Regions from separate parts of the Mus musculus genome. Here region 2 is linked to region 1. Evidence: chromatin loops called from intact Hi-C (ENCODE). Cell type or tissue: heart. All regions are shown on one strand. Each heading gives the region's core, and the rest is flanking DNA. Links, peaks and the distances in the headings are about the cores only.

Region 1 (9,341 bases), core at 557-8,556:
AGTTCCAGGCTTGCTATGCTATAGTTGGAGGGTCAGTCTCAAAAAAAAAAAAAAAAAAGGATTAAATCTCTTGAGTCTCTTGAGTGTTTTTTACTGTAGACACAGGTTCAGTCCTGTACAGATGTCTCTATTGTTCCTAATGAAACTCTGAAAGGCAGTCATTGTTTCCATAGGTGAGGAACACAGGAACTTCATGAGAAATGCTAACGCGGCCAAAGCACGTGCTCTCCCGCTGTACCTACCCACCCACTTTGCTTTGCGTTTATAAATTCAGCTAAATTTGCCCTGAGGATAATTCCATCCAACGGAACTTCGACCTACTGTAGTGTAATGGAAAACCTAGCACAGGCAAAAACCTTTGTGTACTCTTGACGCTCAGCCAGCCAATCACAACAGCCAGACTTCAGCCAATTACAGACCACCACCAAATAATTGGAGGACATCCCGTGGGGATAACAATTACGGAGAAAGCAACCTGGGAAGAACTTTGTTCCTTGTAGGAGGGACGGGACTGATTCAGCTCAAGCTACTTACTGCCTAGGAATGTGAATTTTTTTTCACCCCAACCCCTGACCACCGTGTCTGGAAGAACCAGACAATTACTGTGTACCCACAGGCTCAAGGTGCACACCAAAATGGTATTGGGCCTGTGGTTTACGGACATTTCCGTTCCACTTAGACATTCCGTTCCTTGTCTTCTGTCCTCGGCATGGTCCTCACCACCATACTCAGTACCTCGCAGAAGCCCCTATTGCCTAGAACTCTGAGACACTGAATCCGAGCTAGATGAGTCTGTGTCTCCCAAATTGAGATTCCAAAGTAAATTACCAAATCATTTTTACAGCCTCTGAGTTTGCATTAGTCGACAGCTTGAATGAAGCCCATGTCTGTCGTCCCCAGCAGAGCCGATCTGATACCTCGATTCCCATCTCTGTCCACAAACGCAGCCTGCCCAGGCTGTGGAGCTGAACCCACTGAACCTCTCAGTCTCGGTCGGCACAGTCCCGTGTTCATCAGACTCTGCTCAATTCAGTTTTTCTCAAGCGTTTTTGTCTTTGTTTTTCTACACAGGTTTTCATTCTAGCCCATTCATTTAGCCCACCTTAGTTTTGTCATAGCGCTGTTAGTTTGCATTTGAGAGAGCAGGAGACAGAGCTTGATCCCTAGAGAAAGAGTAAAAAATGAGGAGGGGAGGGGAGAGAGGAGCAGAAGGAACAAGGAGGAAGCTGGGCTGTGTGGCACAGAGTGGCTCTCAGCCCCACTGTACATTTCCACTGCCCTCCACCCGAGAGCCAGGACAGTTAGAGAGGGAAAGCCAAAACAGCTCAAAACTTCCCTCGGATCTCATTTTTCTCCTTGAATCAGGGAGAATCAAACTGTGGAGTGATAGTTTTCAGAGAGAAAAGAACGAAAATAATGAACCTTTTATACTGTCACCTTCTCTCCTCATGGTCACAGGTGACTCTTAGAGATGAGGCGAGAGACAATTGAGCACTTGTGTAGAAAATCCAGAGTCATTTCCACACACTGAAATCCCCGCCTCTTAAGCAGGCGTCCTTCCTTCCTCACGTTCCCCGGGCAGAGCCAGGTCTGCAGAGCTGGGTGACCCACAGAGCGTGGTCTTATCAGCCAGAGCCAGTGTTTTCTCATCTCCCAGCTAATCTCTGGGGGATTTTTAAGGGCGTGTATGGAATTTAGTCTATGATATACTCTCTCGACTCTGTCAGTGAATCTAATATGTGAATCTGCCTCAGGATTTGGTCCAAATCCTCTCCAAGAAAAATCCCCGATTCTACCACCCACCGTAGGCACACACCTCGTGTATTTCCAGGCTCTCAAGAGAGATGTCCTAGGCACTTCCTGTTTGTCCCTAAAGCCAGGATTCTCAACCTATGGGTCACAATCCCCTCAGGGTCGTTCGACCTTCTCACAAGGGTCACCCAAGACCATCGGATAACACAGAATGCTTACCTTACAATTCATAACAATAGCAAAATTACAGTTAAGCAATAGCAACAACCAAGTTTTATAGTTGAAGGGTCACCGCAACATGTGGTATTGTATTAAAGTACAAAAGTACAGATTCCCCAGAGAACGGTGGCCAGAGTCCTGTGTGAGACAAGGCGTGGGGCCCCGGAGAAAGAACACCAGGTCATACCTGGGGCGCTGAAGACAGGGATTATAAATCAGGAGCCAACCGGGCCAACAAGGCAGTCCCAGAGAAAGCCTGTGTCAAAATGGACACTGAATGCTTACTGGGTCGGGAATTTGTGAATGACTGCTTCAGCATGCCCAGGAAAGGCGAGACAGGAAGCTGACCCCCAGAAGATCTTTCTCTTACACTACGATGTCTTAAAGTAGCCTAGACTGAACTCTCTATGTGGCCCAAGACTAGCCTGAAACTCACGATCTTCCTGCTTCCGCCTTCTAAATGCTGGATTAGTGTGAGCCCCCACACCAAGCCAAGAGCTCATTCTTAGCTTTCCTTGCCACAGTCTTACTGAGGACACGGGATTTAGGACATATCTATCTTTGTATCTAGGGCCTCTCTGTCCAGTCCTGACAGCATGAGTTTGAACCCTGGACAATGTAAACACACCACCACCACCATCATCATCACCATCACCATCATCATCTTTTAAATTAAAGAGCCAAATGGCTCAGCAGATGAAGACACTTCTTGTCAACTTCGAGGACTTGAGTTCAAATCCTGAGTCCCACTAAGTAGAACAAGAGAACCAAATCCCAAAAGATGTCTTCTGACCTCCACATGACAGAGGGCATGTGCATACATATAGACACACACATAAACAAGTAACATAAAAAAATATTCAATTAAAGAACAAGTACGAACCCCAGGACTTGGAGACTTGGGTCTGTTACCCACAGCTACCCCAGAGCTAAGGAAGAAGAACCCTTAATTCAAGTCTTCTCTGAGCTTCAGAGCAAATGCAAGGCCATGGGGAGCTTAGCTCATCAAAACCCTTCTGTAGAATTTAAAAATAAGGAGGAGGCATTGGAGTTTAAAAAGAAGACAGGTGTGGTGGCTCATTGATCTTCCTCCAGGCATATCCTACCCACAGTCCAAGGATGCTATGAATGTGGTCCAACACAAAATAAGAAACATCCCCCCAAACCTAGGCTATTTGGTGAACTATAGGACCCAGTGAGAGACCCTGTCTCCAAAAAAAGGAGTCGATGCAATTAAAATACACTGACTTAGCCGGGCAGTGGTGGTGCACACCTTTAGTCCCAGCATTTGGGAGGTAGAGGCAGGTGGATTTCTGAGTTCAAGGCCAGCCTGGTCTACAGAGTAAGTTCCAGGACAGCCAGGGCAACAGAGAAACTCTGTCTCAAAAAAACTAACTAAATAAATAAATAAATACCCTAACTAAAGCAACCTTATGAAGAAAAGATTTGTTTGGCTTATAATTAAGGGTTATAATCTATCATTTGGGGAAGTCAAGGCAGAAACTTGAAGAACCTAACACATCCAAAGGCAAAATCAGATAGAAGTGAAAGCATGCATGTTTAATACTCAGCTTGCTTTCTTTACTCTTACACAGTCTAGGTCTCAAACTTAGGGAATGGTGCTGCCCACAGTGGGCAGACCCTCTCATCTCAAGCAATGTAACCAATACAACCTCACTTGAGTGTCCAGGTGATAACCGACTGTGACAAGTTGACAATTAAAACTAATCGTTCTGGTATTAAATTGAAATATTAATATTTAATAATGTACCTTGAGTGTGTGTGTTATTAAATAATGTATCTTTCATAAGTTGAGTGTGTGTGTGTGTGTGTGTGTGTGTGTGTTGCTGAAGATAGAACACAGGACTTTGGCACATTCATAAAGTTCTTTACTACTTAGCTGTTTCCCTAGCCCTGAAGTTTATTTTTAATCAAATTTTATTTTATCTGAATGGCTATTTTATGTCTGCATGCCACTTGCATGGCTGGTGCCCACAGCTACCACAAAAGGCATGGGGTCCTCTGAAGCTGGGGTTACAGCCTGTTCTGAGCTGCCATGTGGGTGCTGGGAATCAAACTCAAGTCCTCGGGGAGAGCAGTCCATGTCCTTAGCCACTGAGCCATCTCCTCAGCTCCATAAGATGATTTTCTAAACCTGAAACTACTCTCTAATTCCTGGCAGAAATAACAAAAAGTACATTTTTATATCTGAAGAGGCTCATTAAGTGATTTACTGCTGTGCAATAAACATGAATTTAAAAGGCCAGCACCACACTGGATGGTGGTGGCTCATACCTTTAATCTTAGCTTGGGAGGCAGAGGCAGGTGGGTCTCAGAGTTCAAGGCTAGCCTGATCTATAGACTGAGTTCTAGGACAGTGAGAGCTACACAGAGAAGCCATGTTTTGAAAAACAAAAACAAAAAACAAAACAAAAGGCTAGCACCAGAGCCATCTCAGAACATATGCCAAACCTAACAACACTCATGAACAACCGCAAGAATAAATCCAAGGCTTTTTTGGAGACATGCCCTCCCTATGAAGCCCTGGCTGGCCTGAAACTCTGTGAACAGGAAAAGACTTGAAGTCACAGCCATCTACCAGCCTCTGCCTCCAGAGTCCTGGGAATTAAGTCATGCGCCTCCTTATCTGACCCAAGATCTTTTTAGACTCTAGTGTTTGCTGTAGACGATCTGGCCTTGACTTTGGACCCTGTACTGAGTGACTAACCATCACAGGGACATAGCCAGTGGCCTCACAGCGTGCCCAACAGATGAGCTGTCTCTTAAAAGCTCGTGGCCATTTCTACTTGGCTCTAATCGGTTCTACTTTGAGAGCTGGCACTCTCCTCTGAAGAGCCAGGATTGCTAGGAAACTCACAAGATACATTCTGAAAAGTGAAGAGAAACATGCCTAGCTTCCCTCCCTGGCTACCTAGCACTCCAGAACTCACTGGAACTTTCATGACAGCCAAAAGGAAAGCCTGACACTGGCTTTCCCTTCACCCACACATTTTCTTCCTCTCTCTGGCTGTGGCATAAGCTTACTCCCCTGAGATTCAGCCAGCCACAGAAAGCTGAATTCAGGCTCTAGGCAGCTCACTCATGACTGAATGAGCACTTGAAATATGGCTTTGGTGATCAAGAAAGACTTTTTAAATTACATTATAATTTAAACGTTAATTTGAAGATATATTTAGTCACTGGAGAAATCTTATAACTTGAGTGTATATATTTTATATATACTACATATAATATACATATTATTGACTTTTCAGTATAAGTTTTATAAAATATAAGTATAAATGAAATTTGGAGGTTTTGTTTTGAGACAAGATCTCATGTATACAAGCTGGGCCCTTGAATTTCTGATCCCCCTTATCTGCCTTCTAAATACTGGATTTGTAAGTGTGAGCAGCCACACCAATTGTCAGTTTTGTTGTTTGTTTGTTTTACAGATAAGGACTCACGCTGTGGTCCAAGCTAACCTCACACTCATAGCAATTCTCCTGCCTCAGCCTCCCAAGTGTTGGGCTTACAAGTGTGAGCTATTTGTTTTATGTCACATCAGGAATGGGAGCCAGGACTTCAGGTACACTAAGCAAGCACTCTGCCAAAGGGGGCCAGGAACCCAGCTCTTCCGGAAGTCCTTCCTGAAAGCTTAGTCTCCAGCTGGGAGGTGTAGCAGAAAGAACTTGAGGAGTTCAAGTGTAACCTGGGTGTGGACGACCTACCTGTTCAAATGATAATGCTCTGCTCTTGTCAGGTTAAATAAAATCATTAAAAGTAAAGTCTCTTTCGTTTTCCCTTTTGAAGTTCCTGCTATCACTCACAATATTTCTACTAGATTTCCTGCTCTAACGCCGCATGAAATGCTCTAACTCAGTTTCCCCTACTGGCTGGCTCTATGACTTTAAGTGACTTAGTTAGTTTCTCTAAATGTGTATTAGCTCATCTGTAAGCTGAAGAAAACACTACTATTTCCTGAATATGGTTTTACACAGAACAAGGGTTCTTGTTGCTTTTAGTTTTTTGTTTGGTTGGTTGTTGGTTTGTTTGTAAACACTTAGGCAAGCGCCTGTTTCACAGTAGTTTATTATTGTTCGCTTTAAGTAATGCCAGGGTTAAAGGTGAAACTTGCCTAACATTCATGAGGCCTGGGTTCAATCCTCTGAACTACAAATAAATAAACTATAAAATGAAAAGAAATGAAAGTTGCTACATTGCCAACATGGAAAAATAAGAATCTGAGGGGTGGTCAGCCTTCTGCCATATTTTTCTGGACTTGTATATTTATTTAAATTTTTAAATTATATTTTTTAACTAAGAAATGTTTTTGTTTAAGGAGATGAAATTACTTAAAACACAGGCATTTCTGAAAAATCCAGAACAGGGGTTTCCCAAAAACAGTGAAGATAAATATCTCAAAAAGGCCATGCTCGATCCATTTGGTTTCAACTTGGAAGAGTAAAGTTTTATTTACAACTAGGTTTCCAGGGGCCAGTACTAAAACAATTTCTAAATTAGGAAACATTCTGGAATTCTGTTCCCAGAAGATAATGTGTCCTCACCTATATCTCCTGCCAAGTCCAACACACACACACACTCTCTCTCTCTCTCTCTCTCTCTCTCTCTCTCACTCACACACACACACACACCCCATATATACATACACACATAAACACCACACACACACACACACACACCAAGGCTTAAACTTCTTTCACTGGCAACTTCTTTCACCCAATAAATTTTTATCAGACCTTAGCTATACAAGTGTATAAAATAGGTACACATATCAAACATTTACTGATATAAAGTCATACCTTTATTTTAAAATAATTCTTTGATACACATAAGTTTATCATTTCCTCAAGATGAAAGTAAATTTGCATGCTGATAAAATGAATGTTTATTTTTACAGAATGATTTAAATTTTGGCTGCATACTTTATATTGCAGAACAAAGAACATCTTGACATTCTTCTGAGCTGATAGAAATTTTCACTGCATAATCACTGATACCTCTTCATACAAACGTATAGTACAAAATGACATACTGTATTCTGCAAAAAGCCACTGCAAAAATTGTTGGAAATGTTTTACTCCCAAGCCAAAGCCCACTTAATGACTGCTTACAAAATTCAAGTCAGCAATTTAAACAGCAATTCCACTCTAACACAATACAACCCACAGACAGACAGGCGGATTTGATACATGCTAAAGAGTAGTGGCAGGAATAAAGGAGACTTTTTCTATAATTAAACCATTATGTTTCTATGAGAGCAAAAAAGAAAATGTGTGTGCGGTGAAAATACTGTACTTCAGAGCATACAGTAGTCTCAGAGCTGGGCCAAGGTATTAAAATAGCTAGGTTGGCACTGAGAGTCGGGACGGCATGCACAGTGCACAGGAGCATGCCGTGGTCATAGCCAGCTGCATTGAAGTCATTTGATACAACACTGGCAGCCCTACAAGAAAGGTCTAAGATTCAGTATGCATTTGATGTGGAGCTAATTTGCAGTTGTTACATGGTCAGAAACCTTTACTTTTACCAAATTTTACATAAACCTTACATCCAGTTACATAATTCAAAGTGCAGGTGCAACCCACAATTTAAGAAAGTGATATATGCACTATATGCAGAGTGCATGTGAGAGTGTGTGCACGTGTGAGTGTATGTGCATATCTATACATATATTCAGAGTGTGTGGTAGTATGTGCATGTACATACACATATACAATGTGTGTGTATATACATGCATATTACAGCATGTATGTGACTGTATCACATACACATACACAGAGTGTGTGTGCATATACCTACACATATAGAGTGTGTATGTGCATATACATACACATATACAGAATATGTGTGTGTGCATATAATGTATATATAATGTGTATGTGTGCATATACATACACATAAACAAAATGTATGTGAGAGTATTGTGTACATAAACATACACATACACAGAGTGCCTTTCAGTGGTAATGGCTCCATGCAGCGGCAGATCCTCGCTGATGCAGTGACCAAGACGAGGATCTGAGGGCACTTTTCATTGCCATCTCCGTCGCTATCTCCCTACAATACTCTGAGAACCAGGAATGCATATCCCTGACTTGCTTGTCTCTCTGCTTGGGGGACATGCAGAGCTGAAGAACAGTAATGTGATGACTGTAACTGACCTCAGGCCCTGCACAAGACTACACTTTAGATCAACAAGGTCTCTGGCACCAAGAAGCCATCCCAGTGTTCTGAGGCCGGGTACATGCCCACTCTCCCAAACAAAAAGAAAACTATCACTCAAAAAAAAACAGCACAATTTACCCAATAATTCAAATACTTGAATATTCCTATAACCATTAAGGAGATTGAACTCATAATTTTAGAACACCCAAAAAGCAAGTCCCAAGCTAGGATGGAGAATTCTACCAAGTGCTTAACGCAGTCTTCCACGGGCTTTTCCCCAGGGATCAAGAAGGGAACAAATAGCCTGTGGGTTGGCCTAACTTCGTCCCTTTGAATTCCTACAACTGTCTTCTTTCCTTTCTAGAGCATCAAGCTGACCAAGTCGATGTCCCCACTAAGGAAGCTGAACAAGCTACTACCTCACTTAGGATACTAACCAGTCACTCCTTCCTACCACATTCCTTCCGTACACACACACACACACACACACACACACACACACACACACACAGAGCTCTCTTGTTACAGTCTCGTTGAAACCCAAAGTAGGTGAAGGCCCTTCCCTTGTGTGCTTCAGCTCTTTCTATTTTCACTAATTCTTTTGAGACAAAGTGTCACCACGTTGTCCAGACTGGCCTTCAGCTGCTGTGGTGAAAACTTCCTATCTCAGTCTCTTGAGTACCTGGGACTGGAGAGCCACACCAGCCGGCAGCTATCTGTATGTTTTTGCTGTGGTACTTATTGTAATTTTCATTAATTATTTGTAGTGATATGGCTAAGCCCCTCCCACCCATCTAAGTACAAACTCTCTAAGGACCGGAAGCTAGAGTGTCTTATTCACGCTCCATCTCTGGCTGAGAGCCCAGACCCATGGGTCTATACATCATTCAATCAATAGTCATTGAATGCGTCAATCAAGAATTTCCAAGGAAGGAAAATCAATACAGTGTGTGTGATCTCAAATCAAGATATGTAGCCCCAAACCAGCGACCTAAGCAAATGGATTTGTGTATGTGTTTACCTTCAGGTATGTATACAAAGGTTTATGGTGAGCAATTGGCTCCCATGGTTACAGAGACCGGCCAGTTCTGGGACCTGCGAGTGAGTCAGCAAGCTGGTGATACAGGACAGTTGATGACTGAGCTCTAGTCTAAGTCTGAAGCCTGGTAGAGGTAAGGCTG
Region 2 (9,341 bases), core at 732-8,731, 61 kb after region 1:
TAGATCGGTTTGAAATCATAGCCCTGGGGATTGTGAAACACAATTATGTCTCCTAATTTCATTCCTTTGGCAAGTTGATAGAAATAAACCAAAAATGTGATGGAGAGCCAATGTTTGCTATTTTAAAGAAATGTGACGTCCAATCAAATCAGAGGTTGGTTTCAAAAGAAATGTCATTCTCCTTCAGCTGTCTTAAAATAAGCACTGAAATAAATCCTCTGCAGGGTACCTAACAGCAGCGAGGCACCAGAGAAATTAATCTATAGGAAATACAACACACAGTGCACCTGGAAATAGTCTCCCTCTCCCCTTTGTGTGAAATTCAATTACATGTTGGAGAAAGCAGCGGGTAGGGTTCTTTTTCAATTACTCTAAACTGCACTCTCTCAAACAAAAGACCATTACGCAGAGATCAAATCTAACTCAAAGCATTGTTCTTCCATCAGACGACTTCTGATTTTAAAAGATGCTTTCTCTTGGCGCTTTACACAATGAAACCCAGTCATTACCTCCTGTATAACAATAACAATAAGTTCTCACACCATAAACGCAAACTAAATAACAGTCTTGTTTTTATCACAAGCTTTCAAAAAAAATGGCTAAAACTTTAGTGATGCTAAGGAAGAAATACTGTGTATCTTTTAGAAGAGTTTTGAGATGGATGCACCTAGAGTGAACAAGACACTGGGTTCAAACCTTAGTACACAGCAAAACAATAAAAACAAAATGTGTTTTTGAGCCTACTGCAACACTGTAGAACAGAAAAACTAAAAATTCCACATACTCTTGTTCTAATTTCCCTAAATACATTGTTTTCCAGTAAGAAATGGTGGTGGCACATGTCTTTAGTCCCAGCACTTTGAAGGCAGAGCCAAGTGGATTTCTATGAGTTCGAGGTCAGTCTAATCTATAGAGCCAATTCCAGGATAGCCAAAGCTACACACAGAAATGTTGTCTCTAAAAATCAAGAACAAAACAAAACAAAACAAAACAAAAAAAACAAAAACAAACAAAAGAAAGAAAGAGAAAATGACCTACGATTCTCTTGGCATGTAGATCAGAGGTAGACCCTAGCATTCGCCAAGCCCTGAATGACATCCACTACACTGCCAAAGCAAAGGATGAAGATAAACAGGTACAACCCTTCAAAAGTACCTGCCTGATTAATCTTCTGAAATACTAAAGTACATTAATGCACTGGGGAGATAAGCTCACTCCATAAAGTACTTGCTGGCCAGTACAAGGTCCTGAACTCAGTTCCCAGTACCTACTTTAAAAGTGTGCCTGTGCTTTTAAACCCAGTTCTGGGGAAGCAGAAATGGGAGGGTCCTTGGTGTTCACTGGCCCAGTCCTAGTCCACAGGTTCTAGGCCAGTGAGAAACCATCTTTTAAAAAAACTGGTGGATGGTGCCTGAAGAACATTACTCTAGGAATGATAGATAGGTAGGTAGATAGATAGATAGATAGATAGATAGATAGATAGATAGATAGATGGATGGATGGATGGATGGATGGATAGATAGATAGATAGATAGATAGATAGATAGATAGATAGATAGATACATAGATACATAGATACATAGATACATAGATACATAGATAGATACATAGATACATAGGTACATAGATAGATAGATAGATGGTTGGATGGATGGTTTGATGGATAGATGGATGGATAGATAGATAGATGGATAGATAAATTGATAGATGGATAGTTGGAGATATAGATGATAACTATATATTTAGATGTATATATGCATGTGTATATATATGTATATATGGAGAGAGATTCCCTTTTAGAGTAGTAGATTTTTATATTTAACATATTAACATATATTAACATTTGGCTCCAAATGAACAAAAACAAACAAACCAAAAAACCCTTAACCTATCTTTCATGTTAACACATTTAGAAGCATTATGATATTTTCATTACTGGAAATTTCTTTTAAAATTGAAGATATCAGCCAGGTAGTGGTGGCGCACGCTTTTGAATCCCAGCACTTGGGAGGCAGAGGCAGGTGGATTTCTGAGTTTGAGGCCAGCCTGGTCTACAGAGTGAGTTCCGGGGCAGCCAGGGCTACACAGAGAAACCCTGTCTCCAAAAACCAAAAACCAAAACAAAACAAAACAAAATTTAAGAAATCGCAGCTGGACACCTTGTCTCTTTTAAAATTTGCATGCACTCATTTGTTTGTTCTGGGTTTGACCTAGCCCAAGCTGGTTTGGAACTTGAGAACTGGCTAAGGATGACCTTGAACTCCCGGTCTTTTACCTCCTAAGTTCTGGGTTTACAGACAGGCGCTCCACTCCGCCTGCTACATCCATCTCATGTTCTGCAGTAGGCTCATGTGTAATGCATCCAGCAATTCTACGGAGCCTGTCTATTTTGAGAACTCCAGGTGGACTGGCAAATTACTGTTATCAGAGTAGGAGGTACAAAATCAGAATCAAACCCCTGCACATCACTACTGAGACAGACAGTGAGGTCACAGTGGAGCTCATTTAAAAAAAAAATCAAACACCCCTCCCACTTCCCACCCCCAGAAAAATCGCCCAAGGCAACCAACAGAAGTAACACCCCTAAGTCTTATGGCTACAGAGGAGAATATTATCAAGTTACTTCAGGGGCTCCTCTCTTACCTTTTTCCTCTGAAAGCTCTCTCTCTCTCTCTCTCTCTCTCTCTCTCTCTCTCTCTCTGTGTGTGTGTGTGTGTGTGTGTGTGTGTGTGTATGTGTGTGTGTGTGCTGTTCTTGTTGTTGTTGCTGCTGCTAGAGATTAAACTCAGGGCTGCTTGCATGCCAAGCACATGCTTTACGGCCAGGCTATGACCCCAGTCCCTCTCTATAAGCTCTTTGATCTCCAGGCCCAGCATCTATTCTGAACATACTGAAGCAACTCATAAGTTATCTGTTTCTCTTTTTAGTCCATGACCCTGGGAAAGTCAGGATACCCAGACCATTTGGTTACTACATGACTTAAGCATCCACCAACTTGAGAAGGCAGTTTAGTTCTGAGGAAGAATCTATGGAGAGTTGTTGACTATGTCCACCCAGGTAGAATGAGGAAGTTAGAATTTTGTTTACTTGATAATATAAACTATCAGTTTCAAAGTTTTAAGTATGTATTAGAGTGGGTTGATGAAGGACAGAGCCATGGCTCTGTTCATTTGATGCTATGTATTCTCCATTGAGTTGTAAAGAAGAAGAAAGAAAAAGGAGGAGGAGGAGGAGCAGAGAAGAAGAAGAAGGAGAGGGGGAGGGGAGGGGGAGAGGGGGAGGAGGGGGAGGAAGAGGAGGAGAGGGAGGAGGAGGAAGAGGAGGAGGAGGAAGAGGAGGAGGGAGAGGAAGAGGAGGAGGAGGAGGAGAAGGGGAAGAGGAAGAGGAAGAGGAAGAGGAAGAGGAAGAAGAAGAAGAAGAAGAAGAAGAAGAAGAAGAAGAAGAAGAAGAAGAAGAAGAAGAAGAAAGAGCAGCCACTATTTGCCATGGATATTTTCTAGGTCAGACAGTGATCTAAGAGCTTTCTATTTGTCTTTTACTGTTGCACCCCAAAAAAGATGCACATTATTATTATCCCCCCTTTACAAGATAGAAAACAAAACCCAGGTGACGGTGGCACAAACCTTTAATCTCAGTACTTGGGAGGCAGAAGCAGGTGGAGCTCTGAGTTTGAAGCCAGCCTGGTCTATAGATGGATTTCTAGGACAGCCAGAGCTACACAAAGGAACTCTGTGTAGGAGTGGGAGTAGGTGGCAGAAAACAAAAACAACAAAGAAAAAGTAATTAGCTGAAGGTACCAACGTTAATCTTGTTGCTAACATTTTGAGTCACAACAATAATTTTTATTTTATGGGTTTAGTGTCTTTTTTAAACTTTCTTAAAATAATTTATTTTTAGTTCATGTGCACTGGTGTCTTGCCTGCATGTATGTCTGCATGAGGCTGTAAGATCTTGGAGGTAGAGACAGTTGTGGATTGACACAACAGGTGCTAAGAATTGAACCCATGTCCTTTCGAAGAGCAGCCTGTGGGGATCCATGTCTCCAGCCCCGAGTTTTGTGTCTTAAATGAAACCTTGAGGTATTTAATCAAACCCCACATTCTACCAAGGACCTCAAAATCCAACTAAGCCATAAGTAAAGCTTTGGTGGCTTCTTATTTCCTTTAAAACCTAATTCATGGGCCGAAGGAAAGGGCTCAGGCAGGAAAAGTCTTGCCATATAAACATCAGAACCTGAGTTCATATCCCCAGGCCCCCATGTAAAAGACAGGCATGGTGACAAACACCTGTAACTCCAGTGTGTGTGTGGGGGGGGGGGGGGGGGAGGGACCAAATGGGACACAACACAGGACAAACACCAGGAGGAGAGATAGGTGAATCCAGAACTCACTGGCCGTCTACTCTAGCCAATCAGTGAACTCCAAGTTCAGTGAGAGACCTTGTCTCAGAAAGTAAGATGGAGAGCAGCTAAGGAAGAGGCTTGCTGTTGACTCTCACCTCCACACTCACGCATGAGCACAGACACACAAATACACTAAAATGCCCAAGGTTCTGTGGAAACCATCAGGCAAGATAACCATATCTTATTGATGTTAATTACGGTTTGAAGTTAAATGACAGGGAAATAGGAAGATGGGACCAGCCTATGCAGGGATTTGGCACACAGATTCGGATTTTGATGTTGGACTTACTGAGGGCAAGGGGCTGCCCGGGCACCAGCTTTGTGGCTCTCTCTGTCTGACTACATTTATTTTTCCCTCAAGCAGAATCAAAGTCTTTCTGAAAGTAAATAAAATGATTGTCTAAAACAGCAAAAGCTATTTTAAAAACAAGATTATAGAAGAGGTCATTGGCTAAAAATAAAATTGAAACAAAGTTCAGCTTGCAGCTTTCCAAATTGTTCTATTTTTATCTTCCTGTCTTCAGTCTGATCACAATTTTCCATGAGCAGATTATTGATCATTAGAAAGTTTATTTAAAAAAAAAAAGACCATTTTCCACTGTAAAGTGACATGGTGAAACTTTCCTCAGTTGAAAGTGTTCAACCCCACTAGTAATAAGAGAAATATAGATTAAAATCAATTGCCACATTTAAAATATGAAATAGACTAGCAACAAAGACTCCCACCCATCCTCAACTGAGGGTTTGTCACAGTGTCGAAAAACAACTCTTTCCCTTCTTTCTCTTTCTTGTTTTGTGATATGATGTAGCCCAGGCTGACCTGGAAATTTCTATGTAGACTGTGATAGCCCCAAACTCAAGAGTAATTCTGAGGTGTCTGGAGATAGTCGTTCTGGGTGTCTTTTAGCAATATGGTTTGAGATGTCCATTTATTGACATAGAAATTCCAGTTTTAGGAGTGCCGCCTACAGAAACAAGCCCGTGTGCAAAAATGTACCCATAAAGATATTGGTAACAGTGCTGTGTGTCAAGTAGAATGGAAGGAAGGTGACAGAGAAAGGACAGATGAAGCCAATCCCCAACAGTGAGAAACTGATTGGTGTGCAGGTGTGGATCTGTGTGTGTGTGTGTGTGTGTGTGTGTGTGTGTGTGTGTGTGTGTGTGTATGGGTGTGTGTGGGTGTGTGAGTGGGTGTATGGGTGTGTGGGTATGAGTGTGTGTGTGAGTGTGTGTGTGAGTATGTGTGGGTGTATGTGTGAGTGTGTGTATGTGTGTAGGGTAAGTGAATATGTGCATGGGTATATGTGTGTGTGTTGGTGGGTGTGGGTGTGGGTGAGTGTGTGAGTTTGAGTATGTGTGCATGTTAGAGCACACACAGAAGCAATATTACTTTTCAATTGAAAGTGATATTGTGGGCATAGACCTATGACATAGCGCTTGAGAGACTGAGACAGAATTGCTCTGAGTTTGGGGCTATCATAGGCTGCAGAGTAAGATCCTATTTCAAAACAAGAAAAAAGAAGGAAGGGAAGAGAAGGGAAATAAAGAGTAGTAGATAAACATTGAGGTAGAAATTGTTCACATTGCTAGGTTTAAAAAGCAAAATATAAAACTATTTTTATTCGTGCGAATAGGCAAAGGCAATCTGTAGTGACAGAAATGAAGACAGCGGCAGTCTGAGAGGTTGGAGACAATGAGTGGGGATTGTGTCGAAAGGATTGAGGGAACTTTCTGGAGTGGGAGTAGTGCCCCTCCAATCTTGATGTATGGCCTTTGAAGACAGAAGGATTGCTTGTGGGTTTGGTTTGGCTTGGAATGTTTGTTCGTTTTAAGACAGTGTTCCCTATATAGCCTAGCTTGACCTGGAACTCAGGATTCTCCTGCCTCAGTCTCCAAGTGCTGAGATTCAGATAGACACCAAGCCCACTTTATCAAACCTCATCAAGGACTGGGGAGTGCAGCAGAGTAGCAGAGCACTTGCCTACTACATGAAAAGTCTGTCGTCTGAGAAAGAGAGGGGTGCAGGGAAAGAGAGAACATCTAGTGAGTGTCTGCGTTTGGGTTTTACTGCTGTGAGCAGACACCATGACCAAGGCAAGTCTTATAAGGACAACATCTAATTGGGGCTGGCTTACATGTTCAGAGGTTCAGTCCATTATCATCAAGGTAGGAGCATGGCAGCATCCAGACAAGCATGGTGCAGGAGGAGCTGAAAGTTCTACATCTTCATCTGAAGGCCTCTAGCAGACTGGTTTCCAGGCAGCTAGGACGAGGATCTTAAAGCCCTTGCCCACAGTGAGACACATCCTTCAACAAGATCACACCCACTCCAAGGCCATACCTCCAAATTGTGCTACTCTCTGAGCTGAGCATATTCAAACCAACACAGTGAATATTATCATAGTTATTGTTGACTGTCAACTTAACAGACTCTAGAATCATCTGAGAGATACCCAGTGACTAACCTGATTGCCTTGAGGTAGAAAGACCTGCCCACTGAGGGTGGCGCCATTCCCTGGCTTTAGGCTCTTGAGAGCTGAGCAGCTGCATGCATTTATTTATTGTTCTTTGCTTCCTTTGGATGCTATGTGACCAGCTGTTTCTAAATCCTGCTGCCTTGATTTCTTTACCACCCCAGACCTGTACCTTAAACTATGAACCAAAATAAATCCATTTTCCCCTAAATTGTTTTTGGCAGAACGTCTTTTCACAGCTACAACAAAAGAGGCAAAGAGGGCCAGAGAGATGGCTCAGCGTTTCAGGATATTGGTTGCTCTCTCAGAGGACCCAGGTTTGATTGTCACCCACGTGGCAGTTCATAATCATTTGACTCCAATCCCAGGGGATTAGATGCCCTGGTCTGTCTTCTGTAGGCAACAGGTATGCACATGATACACATTCATATATGCAGGCAAAATACCACATAAAATAAAATAAATTTTAAATTTAGAAAAAAAAAAAGGAAACTAAGGGGCTGGAGAAAGGTGCAGTAGTTAAGAGCCTCTTCCAGAGGTCGTGAGTTCAATTCCCAGTCAATCACCAGGTGGTTCACGACCATCTGTAATGGGATCCAATGCCCTCTTCTGGTGTGTCTGATGACAGCTGAAGACAGTGAACTCATATAAATAAAAATTAATTAAAATTTTTTTAAAAAAGGAAACTAAGATGACTACACATCCTCAGGTAAGAAACAAAATTTCCAATTGTACATAATCTCAATTTTTTTCTTACTTTTTCCTCTGAGTTTCTTTAACAAACATGTAGCAATTAAAGAAAACATAAATATACGAAGACACCCAACTGTGCTTCAAAGAACCTTGCCTCTTCCTCCAGCTAGATATCCCTGATCAGCCCAAAGAACAGTGTGTGATTATTCTGGATCCATACCACAGTTCCATGGCAGGGTACCAATGGTCCCACCTCTTGAGAAGGTTTGAATAGGTTTGGACCCATTGACTCATGTGTTTGAATGCTTGGCCCATGGGAAGTGACACTACTGGGAGGTGTGGCCTCATTGGAGAAAGTGTGTCATTGTGGGGGTAGGCTTTTAGGTTTCTATGGTCAAGCTCCACTCAGTGTGGAAAAAGACACCTCCCTACCCCTTACCCCGACCCCTATATGCAGAAGACAGTCTCCTTCTGGCTATCTTTGGATGGAGATGTAGAACTCCTCTCGGATTTATCAGTACCTCATGTCTGAGTTAAGAGCGTGTGATAATGGAATAAACTGGTGTGGATTTGGTTTATTGCTTATAGTATGTTAATTGGGTTCCCAAATTACTCAGGAATTTGCATGTAAGACTCCACAGGCCCCTGCCTCCAGTTAATTAATAAAGTTGCAGGTGGCTAATGGCTAGGCAAGGAGACAGAAGTGGGGCTTTAAATTTCCTAGGCAAAGGAACCCAGGAAAGAGGAAGGACTTAGAACTATCATGTCAGGGGAGCAGAAAGATCAGGCCTGAGAGCTGTAGGACAGAGAGACAGTCCACATTCAAGAATCAGAGATTGTGGCCCAGGAGGGCTGTAGGCCTGTACCCAGGGTGGCCAGGATGGAATATAGATTTTAGTAAGAAATGATTCGCGAATATCGGAGTGGAGAGTGTGTTAGCCGTAAGAAGGTTTGGAAGTGCCCAACCATTGCACTGTTTAAGACATATTAAATATAAGGCCGTGTGTGTGTGTGTGTCTGTGTGTGTGTGTGTGTGTGTGTGTGTCTAGAACATTAGGCAGGTGGCAAGGAACTGGTGCTGCTGCTGCCGGGGAGATCAGAGTAGAACTTAATAAACTACCACAATACTAAACCTCTGAAACTGTAAGCCGGGTCCAATTAAATGTTCTCTTTTATAAGACTTGCCTTGGTCATGGTGTCTCTTCTCAGCAATAAAACCCTAAGACAGTCCCTGAATGTATGCACTTGCTGGCCATTTGTCTTATACTTTGTGACAGCTTCTAAGTGCCAACACGGAACAATGAATTGGATCATTTTGAAGCAAGCTACCAGTAAGTTTTATTTCTGCATCCCAAAACCCTCTTGCATCCATAGGAAAAGGCTTCAAACAATGCAATATGGATGCCTTATTGCCAGAAAAGTAGCTATTCTTTATGTAAGTCCTGAAAAGCTTCCAAGATTGCTTTTTGTCTTTAGTTGTAACCCTCCAAACTGGCCCGCCCAAGCTTCACCCACTATGGGTGAAGTGCTTACATATAGCACACTGTAGCTGTCTTCAGACACCCCAGAAAAGGGCATCAGATCTCATTATGGATGGTTGTGAACCACTATGTGGTTGCTGGGATTTGAACTCAGGACCTTCAGAAGAGCAGTCGGTGCTCTTAACCACTGAGCCATCTCTCCAGCAGCACAGTTCTTTAGAACTCTTCATCATCTTCCACATCTATCCAAGTCCTATAGATTCTAAGTATCTGTTGGTCGTAATGCCATGG

The links. Hi-C counts contacts between places; a loop is a spot of excess contacts. Peaks named below come from ENCODE experiments on the same cell type or tissue, not always from the same donor. Only the 100,000 strongest peaks of a DNase experiment are listed, where the experiment ranks them.
Region 2: a loop joins it to region 1, with 2.7 times the contacts of the local background. A loop is called at or near these places in 2 of 42 quality-filtered maps.

What each region holds. Positions count from the first base shown.
Region 1 is chr10:95,639,554-95,648,894 of GRCm38, reverse strand. No RefSeq gene overlaps it. Among named protein-coding and RNA genes, the nearest start is that of Gm33336, 12 kb to the right of the region's middle. In heart, for the core only: no CTCF peak of the experiment used is centred there; DNase peaks (open chromatin) are centred at 4,714 and 7,354; H3K27ac peaks cover 1,479 bases.
Region 2 is chr10:95,578,672-95,588,012 of GRCm38, reverse strand. No RefSeq gene overlaps it. Among named protein-coding and RNA genes, the nearest start is that of Nudt4, 19 kb to the right of the region's middle. In heart, for the core only: no CTCF peak of the experiment used is centred there; no DNase peak of the experiment used is centred there.